3 separate regions of the Homo sapiens genome follow, and regions 1 and 3 are each linked to region 2. A link is an interaction called in ENCODE POLR2A ChIA-PET data of the cell type or tissue named here. Cell type or tissue: OCI-LY7. All regions are shown on one strand. Region 1 has its middle 15 kb from the start of PRKCI. Region 2 overlaps SKIL (SKI like proto-oncogene). Region 3 overlaps PHC3 (polyhomeotic homolog 3).

The links. ChIA-PET counts read pairs that join two places held together with the same protein. Peaks named below come from ENCODE experiments on the same cell type or tissue, not always from the same donor. Only the 100,000 strongest peaks of a DNase experiment are listed, where the experiment ranks them.
Region 1: POLR2A ChIA-PET joins it to region 2 with 6 read pairs; 4 of 35 experiments call an interaction of 5 or more read pairs at or near these places.
Region 3: POLR2A ChIA-PET joins it to region 2 with 6 read pairs; 6 of 35 experiments call an interaction of 5 or more read pairs at or near these places.

The regions. Positions count from the first base shown.
Region 1 is chr3:170,206,012-170,208,511 of GRCh38, forward strand. No RefSeq gene overlaps it. Among named protein-coding and RNA genes, the nearest start is that of PRKCI, 15 kb to the right of the region's middle. In OCI-LY7, no CTCF peak of the experiment used is centred here; no DNase peak of the experiment used is centred here.
Region 2 is chr3:170,373,717-170,376,216 of GRCh38, forward strand. All of the region lies in intron 2 of SKIL (SKI like proto-oncogene), which reads left to right. Among named protein-coding and RNA genes, the nearest start is that of SKIL, 17 kb to the left of the region's middle. In OCI-LY7, no CTCF peak of the experiment used is centred here; no DNase peak of the experiment used is centred here; H3K4me3 peaks cover 301 bases; H3K27ac peaks cover 388 bases.
Region 3 is chr3:170,177,396-170,179,895 of GRCh38, forward strand. It overlaps PHC3 (polyhomeotic homolog 3), which reads right to left. Exons shown (of 15, transcript NM_024947.4): 2 at 1,378-1,543. Among named protein-coding and RNA genes, the nearest start is that of PHC3, 3.1 kb to the right of the region's middle. In OCI-LY7, no CTCF peak of the experiment used is centred here; a DNase peak (open chromatin) is centred at 1,426; H3K4me3 peaks cover 1,323 bases; H3K27ac peaks cover 1,352 bases.

The sequences.
Region 1 (2,500 bases), 170 kb before region 2:
CTTATTAAATAAAGAATGTCATTACCCTTGTCTTACAGATAAGGAAAATGTACCAAAGTGGTATTGTTCAGTGTCAACAGATGTTATTCAACACCTACTGTGTGCTAGGTACAGGGGGCAGAGAGATGAACAAATGACAGTTTCAGCTTTGTAGACGTGCCCACAAGAAAGTAAAGTACAGGCTGGGCACGGCGGCTCACGCCTGTAATCCCAGCTCTTTGGGAGGCTGAGGCGGGCAGATCACCAGGTCAGGAAATCAAGACCAGTCTGGCCAACATGGTGAAACCCCATCTCTACTAAAAATACAAAAATCAGCTGGGTGTGGTGGCGGGTGCCTGTAATCCCAGCTACTTGGGAGGCTGAGACAAGATAATCACTTGAACCCGGGAGGCGGAGGTTGCAGTGAGCTGAGATCACGCCATTGCACTCCAGCCTGGGCAGTAAGAGTGAAACTCCATCTCGAAAACAAAAAGAAAAGAAAGTACTATGATACTCTGCAATATGTACTGTAACTGATGTATAAACAGATCACAGAGCAGGAGTATAGAGGAAGAGAAGGAGTGAAGATAATGGACACCTAACAGCCTGGGTGCAAAGGTTAGTTTGTGAATAGTCCCTAGAGAAGGAAAGTGAAAGTCAGGCAAGGATAGTGGGGATTGAGTTAGGGTGGGCATTTCAGGATAACCAGTGGGTCCTCTGTATATAGAGACGGGGATATGTGTCACTGGCATCAATAAATGAGCTCCCCTTTCTGTGATTATCAGGGAACATATGACATTAATTAATTTTTTATATTACTTTAAATTCAAAGTAAAGGGCCGGGCATAGTGGCTCATGCCTGTAATCCCAGCACTTTGTGAGGCCGAGGCCAGGTGGATCACCTGAGGTCAGAAGTTTGAGACCAGCCTGGCCAACATGCTGAAACCCCATCTCTAATAAAAATACGAAACTTAGCAAAGCGTGGGGATGCTGTGCCTGTAGTTCCAGTTACTCAGGAGGTGAGGCAGGAGAATCACTTGAACCTGGGAGACGGAGGTTGCAGGGAGCCGAGATGGTGCCACTGCACTCCAGCCTGGGCAACAGAGCAAGACTCCGTCTCAAAAATAAATAAATAAATAAATAAATTCGAAGTAAAACAATTACATTTCAAAGGCAAAACAGATAAGGTTCAAACTGCTATATGTCATCATCTGTAGTGTGAGTGAGATTGAGTAACTATAATGTAAAAAAGTCCATAAAAAGTACTCCCCTATAATGTAAAAAAGTACTCCCTATAATGTAAAAAAGGACTGAAGGGAGTACTCAGAGATGGCTTACAGATAAAGTTGGCAACATCAGTGGACTGGTGAAGGGGATAGAATAAGGGAAAAAAGGAGGCAAAGAAGTCATGGGGACATGTGTTTGTTTGCTGTCTATGCTAACTCAGTGAGATTAATTAAGAGAAAAAAAGCGAAATTCTCTCATGAACCTCAGCTGTCAAAACTCCAATAAGAAGTTTTGGTCATTTCTGGGCACAGCTTCTGCCCTGAAGCTTAAGTTAAACAGTTAATATGATACAGTCATATGCTTTATAATGATGTTTTGGTCAGTGATGGACTGCATACAGGTCAGTGGTCCCATAGCTGAAAATTCCTGTTGCCTAGTGATGCCATAGTCATCCTAACATTATAGTGCAATGAATTACCTTTTTAATGTTTAGGTATGTTTAGATATACAAAAATATTTGCCATTGTCTTACAGTTGCATACAGCATTCACTATAGTAACATACTGTATAGATATGTAACCTAAAAGCAATAGGCTATATCATTTAGTCTAGGTGTACAGGAGGATGTACTATCTAGGTTTCTGTAAGTACACTCTACGCACAATATTCACCAGATGATGAAATCACCTAACGACAAGTTTCTCAGAACATATTCCTGTTATTAAGCAATGCATGATTGCATTAAGACATGATTGGCCGGGCACAGTGGCTAATGCCTGTAATCCCGGTACTTTGGGAGGCTGAGGCAGGCAGATCACCTGAGGTCGGGAGTTCAAGACCAGCGTGACCAACAAGGAGAAACCCTGTCTCTACTAAAAATACAAATTAGCCAGGCACTGTGGTGCATGCCTGTAATCCCAGCTACTTGGGAGGCTGAGGCAGAAGAATCACTTGAACCCAGGAGGCGGAGGTTGCGGTGAGTCGAGATCACACCATTGCACTCCAGCCTGGGCAACAACAGCAAAACTCCATCTCAAAAACAAAACAATACAAAAACAAATGATCACTGGCCGGGCTCCCTAGCTCGTGCCTCTAATCCCAGCACTTTGGGAGGCCGAGGCAGGTGGATCACTTGAGGTCAGCTGTTCAAGACCAGCCTGGCCAACATGGTGAAACCCCATCTCTACTAAAAATATCAAAATTAGCCAGGCATGGTGGCGGGCACCTGTAATCCCAGTTACTCAGGAGGCTGAGTCAGGGGAAACGCTTGAACCCAGGAGGCGGAGGTTGCAGT
Region 2 (2,500 bases):
CTCTACAAAAAAAATTAAAAAAAAATTAGTCAGGCTTGGTGGCATGGGCCAATAGTCCTGACTACTCTGGAGGCTGAGGCACGAGGATCCCTTGAGCCCAGGAGTTGGAGGATGCAGTGAGCTATAATTATACCACTGTTCCCCAGAGCAAGACCCTGTCTCAAGGGAAAAAAAAAATGTCTAAGAATTTTAAAGGGTTTTTTTTGGTACAAATTCGAATACTTGTATGAATAATGCTGAGCAGGTGGAATAGCTTTTGTATTTAGAAAGGAGTGACAAGAAGTTTTTTGTAAATGAAATCAAGCTCTCTAAATTATTTTTCATTATGAGACTGATTAGCATCGTATCACTAAAATAGAGTGGTTCTTCATTAGGAAATCTGATTATCAAAGGGTCACGTATACAGAATAAGCATAGGAAGGTGCAGAAATTTAGAGAAACTTTCATAAAATGTTTCTTAGTTTTTACTTATTTTATATTTTTTTACTGTATATTTTGGAATTGTTTAAATTGTACATTCATAGACATTTGGAGTTTTATGACCTAAGAGGAAAGAACCTTTGGAATGAAATTTTTGTGTCTGAAATTTTGCTTATGTGTTTGAAATGAGGATGCTATCTGTTCATTTTGGGGTAAATAATGATGGGGAAATTGGGTGATAAGAGCATTTTGAAATGTTAAGGCTCTAACTTAAGCTACTAAATGATCCACTTCTTTGGCAAGTTATATAATGTATTGTATTTTAAAATTTAAATACACATAAAAATAAATGATTCCTATGTTGAAAGGTAAGATACCAGGCAGTAGATACTCATAATTTGGTATCTAATTTTTATTCCTGATTAGTAGCATTACTGCTGAACCATTTAATTATATTGTTCTTTTTTTGAAAACCTAATTTGTATGTTGACACAAATGCAGAATAGATGAGAAAATCTGGCATGCCTCTGAATGTTTTGTTGTATCATAAACATTGTGCTTTTCTTAATTGTTTTTAACATACAGTTAGGATAATTTGTTATAAATGTGTTTATGGCTTACCACAGCATATTAGGTAAAATTAGCTTGCAACATTTTATCATGGTTAGTGTTGTGCGTGTCCCCATCATTTGTATTGTTTAATTTATATCTCTGAAAAATGCAGCCTTAGAAACTGTTGGGCTTCCTTGGTGCTTCATGGAGTAGAGGGATATCAAACGTGAAAGAGACCAAGAGTTTTGTGGTAGCAGAATAACCTTGTAAAAGGCTACCTTGGGAATTAATGAGCTGCACTGTCATTCAGAATTCATTCAACAAATAATAGATATTTGATAGATGAGTCCCTACTACATGCTAGGCATATAGTGCTAGGTATTAAAAATACAAAGGTAAGGCTGGTTCTTGACCTCAAGCTGCTGTTTAAGCAGAGGCTGCGTAGCCACTTAACAGGGATTTTAAATAGGGAATTCAGACATTGGCTAGGGGACTATGCTAGGTGATCTTTAAGATTCCTTAGAAGCTCTAGTCTGACTCTTACTGGGTTGGTCAAGACTAGGAAATAAAATAAAGAATAGGAGCTAAGAGGGATGACTGTTTAAAAATAAAGGAATGTGCTAGCAGTTATTTAAGGTGGCACCTGAAGTTTAGAGACACAGAAATAAATAGATGCTAGGTTTGGCTCATGAGTAAAGATAAAACTTACTCTTATAAATCAAACTGTAGGGTTTTGAAATGAACTTGATCAAAATTGAGTCAGATTTCAAGTCAAGGTCTTTGAGCAAATTTAGAATTTGCTTGATATTCTGAAGATTTGAGATTCCAGTATTCATTATAGGAAAAACTTTGAAATATATAAATCAATTTTAGTAATTTTATATTTTTTTCTTTTTCTTTTTTCGAGACAAGCCCCACACTGTTGCCTAGGCTGCAGTGCAGTGGCAGGATCATAGCTCACAGCAACCTCAAACCTGCCAGCTTCAACTGATTCTCCCACCTCAGTCCCCTGAGTAGCTGAGACTACAGGCATGCGTCACCACGGCTGGCCAATTAAAAACAATTTTTTTTGTAGAGATGGGGGTCTCTCTATGTTGTCCAGGCTGGTTTCGAACTGCTGGACTCAAGCAGTCCTTGTGCCTTGGCCTCCTAAAATTCCGGGGCTATAGGTGTGAGCCACTGGGTAGGGCCAATTTTAGTAGTTTTAATTTAAAAAATCTGGAAACAATTGATTTCTTGGGCAGTACATCTAGAATTCTTTCAGATATAACACTTATTTAAAGAGGAGCTTTCTTTGTTTTTTAACAAATGATGTCTAGAAAAGAAATTCTCATTTAATTCAAGCTGATTTTCCTTTTTTTTTTTTTTTTTTTTTTTGAGACGGAGTTTCACTGTCTTGCCCAGGCTGGAGCGCAGTGGCGCAATCTCAGCTCACTGCAACCTCCACCTCCTGGGTTCAAGTGATTCTCCTGCCTCAGCCTCCCGAGTAGCTGGGATTACAGGGATGCACCACCATGCCCAGCTAATT
Region 3 (2,500 bases), 200 kb before region 2:
CACTCTTTTTGCCCAGGCTGGAGTGCAGTGGCGCTATCTTGGCTCACTGCAACCTCTGCCGCCAGGGTTCAAGTGATACTCCTGCCTCAGCCTCCCAAGTAGCTGGGATTACAGGTATGCATTACCATGCCTGGCTAATTTTTGTATTCTTAGTAGAGACGGGGTTTCACCATGTTGATCAGGCTGGTCTCAAACACCTGACCTCAAGTGATCCGCCAGCCTTGGTCTCCCAAAGCGCTGGGATTAGAAGTGTGAGCCACCACGCCCAGCATTTTTTTTTTTTTTTTTTTTTTGAGACAGGGTCTCACTCTGTCACCTAGACTGGAGTACAGTGGTGCGATCACAGCTCATTGCAGCCTTGACCTCCTGGGCTCAAGCAATCCTCCCACCTCAGCCTCCTGAGTAGCTGGGACCACTGGCACATGCCACCATGCCCTGCTGATTTTTGTATTTTTTGTAGAGATGGGGTTTCAACATGTTGTCCCAGCCAGTCTCCAACTCCTAAGCTCAAGCTATCTCCCTGCCTTGGTCTCCCACAGTGTTGGGATTACAGGCGTGAGCCACCACGCCTAGCCAATAGTATGATTATTAATTAACTTTGTTGGCTGTTGCTGTGGTTAAATGTGTCCCCCAATTAAGTATGTGTTGGAAACTTAATCTCCAATGCAACAGTGTTAAGAGGTAGGACCCCTGAAGGGTGATTAGGCCATAAGGACTCCGCCCACATGAATAGACTAAAGGAAAATTTTTTTTTTTTTTTTTTTTTGAGACGGAGTCTCGTTCTGTCGCTCAGGCGGGAGTGCTGTGGCGCGATCTCCGCTCACTGCAAGCTCCGCCTTCCGGGTTCACGCCATTCTCCTGCCTCAGCCTCCCGAGTAGCTGGGACTACAGGCGCCCGCCACTGCGCCCGGCTAATTTTTTGTATTTTTAGTAGAGACGGGGTTTCACCGTGGTCTCGATCTCCTGACCTCGTGATCCGCCCGCCTCGGCCTCCCAAAGTGCTGGGATTACAGGCGTGAGCCACCGCGCCCGGCCGACTAAAGGAAATTTTAAAAGGGCTTGAGGCTGCAAATTTGGTATCTTGCTCTCTAGTCTTCCACCACGGAATGAGGCAATAAGACGGCCCTCGTGAGATGCCAGCTCCTTCATATTAGACTTCCCAGCTTCCAGAAATGTAAGAAATAAGTTTCTTTTCTTTACAATTACACAGTCTTGGTATTCTGCTATAGCCACACAAAATGGATTGAGACAGTTGATTGAAACATTAGTAATTCTAACTGTACATTTGAGAATATGAAACAATACATAAATCCAGCTTAAGCAAAAAGTAATATGACATCTTAAGTCTTAGACTACCCATCACTACAGCTGAAATACCTGTACAGCATGTCGGTCTGAACCACTGTAGACAGAGATCTGTGGCTGCTGCATTCGAGAGGAGGAAGTGGTGATGGTGGTGGTGGTGGTACTGCTGGTTGTTGTTGACACAGAAGATGTTCCCGGGTTTGGTTCAGTATCCATAGCTGTACTATGGTCCTTAAATCTGGCAGGTCACACAAAGTGTTTGTATTGGTAAAAGCATTATCTTATGAGCTTTAAAGAATATTCATTCCAAAGAAATAATCAGCAGTAATCTAAACTGCTAGGAAGGCTCTCATAAAAGACAGCCAACACACAGTCACTATAAGCACTTAGAAGGGAAAAATACTTCACATATATGGAGCATATTTAATAGTTAATACCTACTACATTTGAATTCAAATGATTCAGAATACGTAACTCAGATAACGCATAGCCAAAAGTTTATCTTTGCATTACCGAAAGATTTTTTTTAAACCAAAACAGGTAATGAGAGAATACTAAACTACCTAGGAAAATAAAAATTTAAGCAGTATCAGAGTATTTTAAAACATTTCTTTACATTCTTTTGACCACACTAATTACAAACTAAAGTCATTCTTACCTATACATTAGAACAGAATGCCTAGGGACTCATGTTAACTAGCTTAGTTTAGTTTACCATATAAACTTTGCTTAAAAATAAGTTCTTTTTAAAAAATGTTAAAAAGTAATTTTTTTAACTCACACTGGCTTTTCCCCTAATCAGTCTACAACGCTGTCCTTACTACTTCTAATAGCTGAGTTATACTTATTAGCAGATTGCTGTGAGAACACAGAGAAGCAGCAAACAGCAACTTCCCATACCCTTACAAAATCTTTTTCACAAAGAATTACTCCAGATTTTGAAAACATAAATTATGTCACTTCCTCATGTATGGACAGTAAAGTACACTTTTATACCAGACTTTCTTCCCTCCAATACTATAATCTTACTTGTTGTGGTACAAAATTCCACTAAATACAGAATCTGTATTTGAATAAATTCAAACACTTTAAGTCAATTCTAAGGACCTCCATATTGTTAGAAACCAGAAGAGCAGTAGTTTTTGTCGGGCCAGAAATGTACCTCGAAGGTGAAAAGCACACAAGAGATTATACT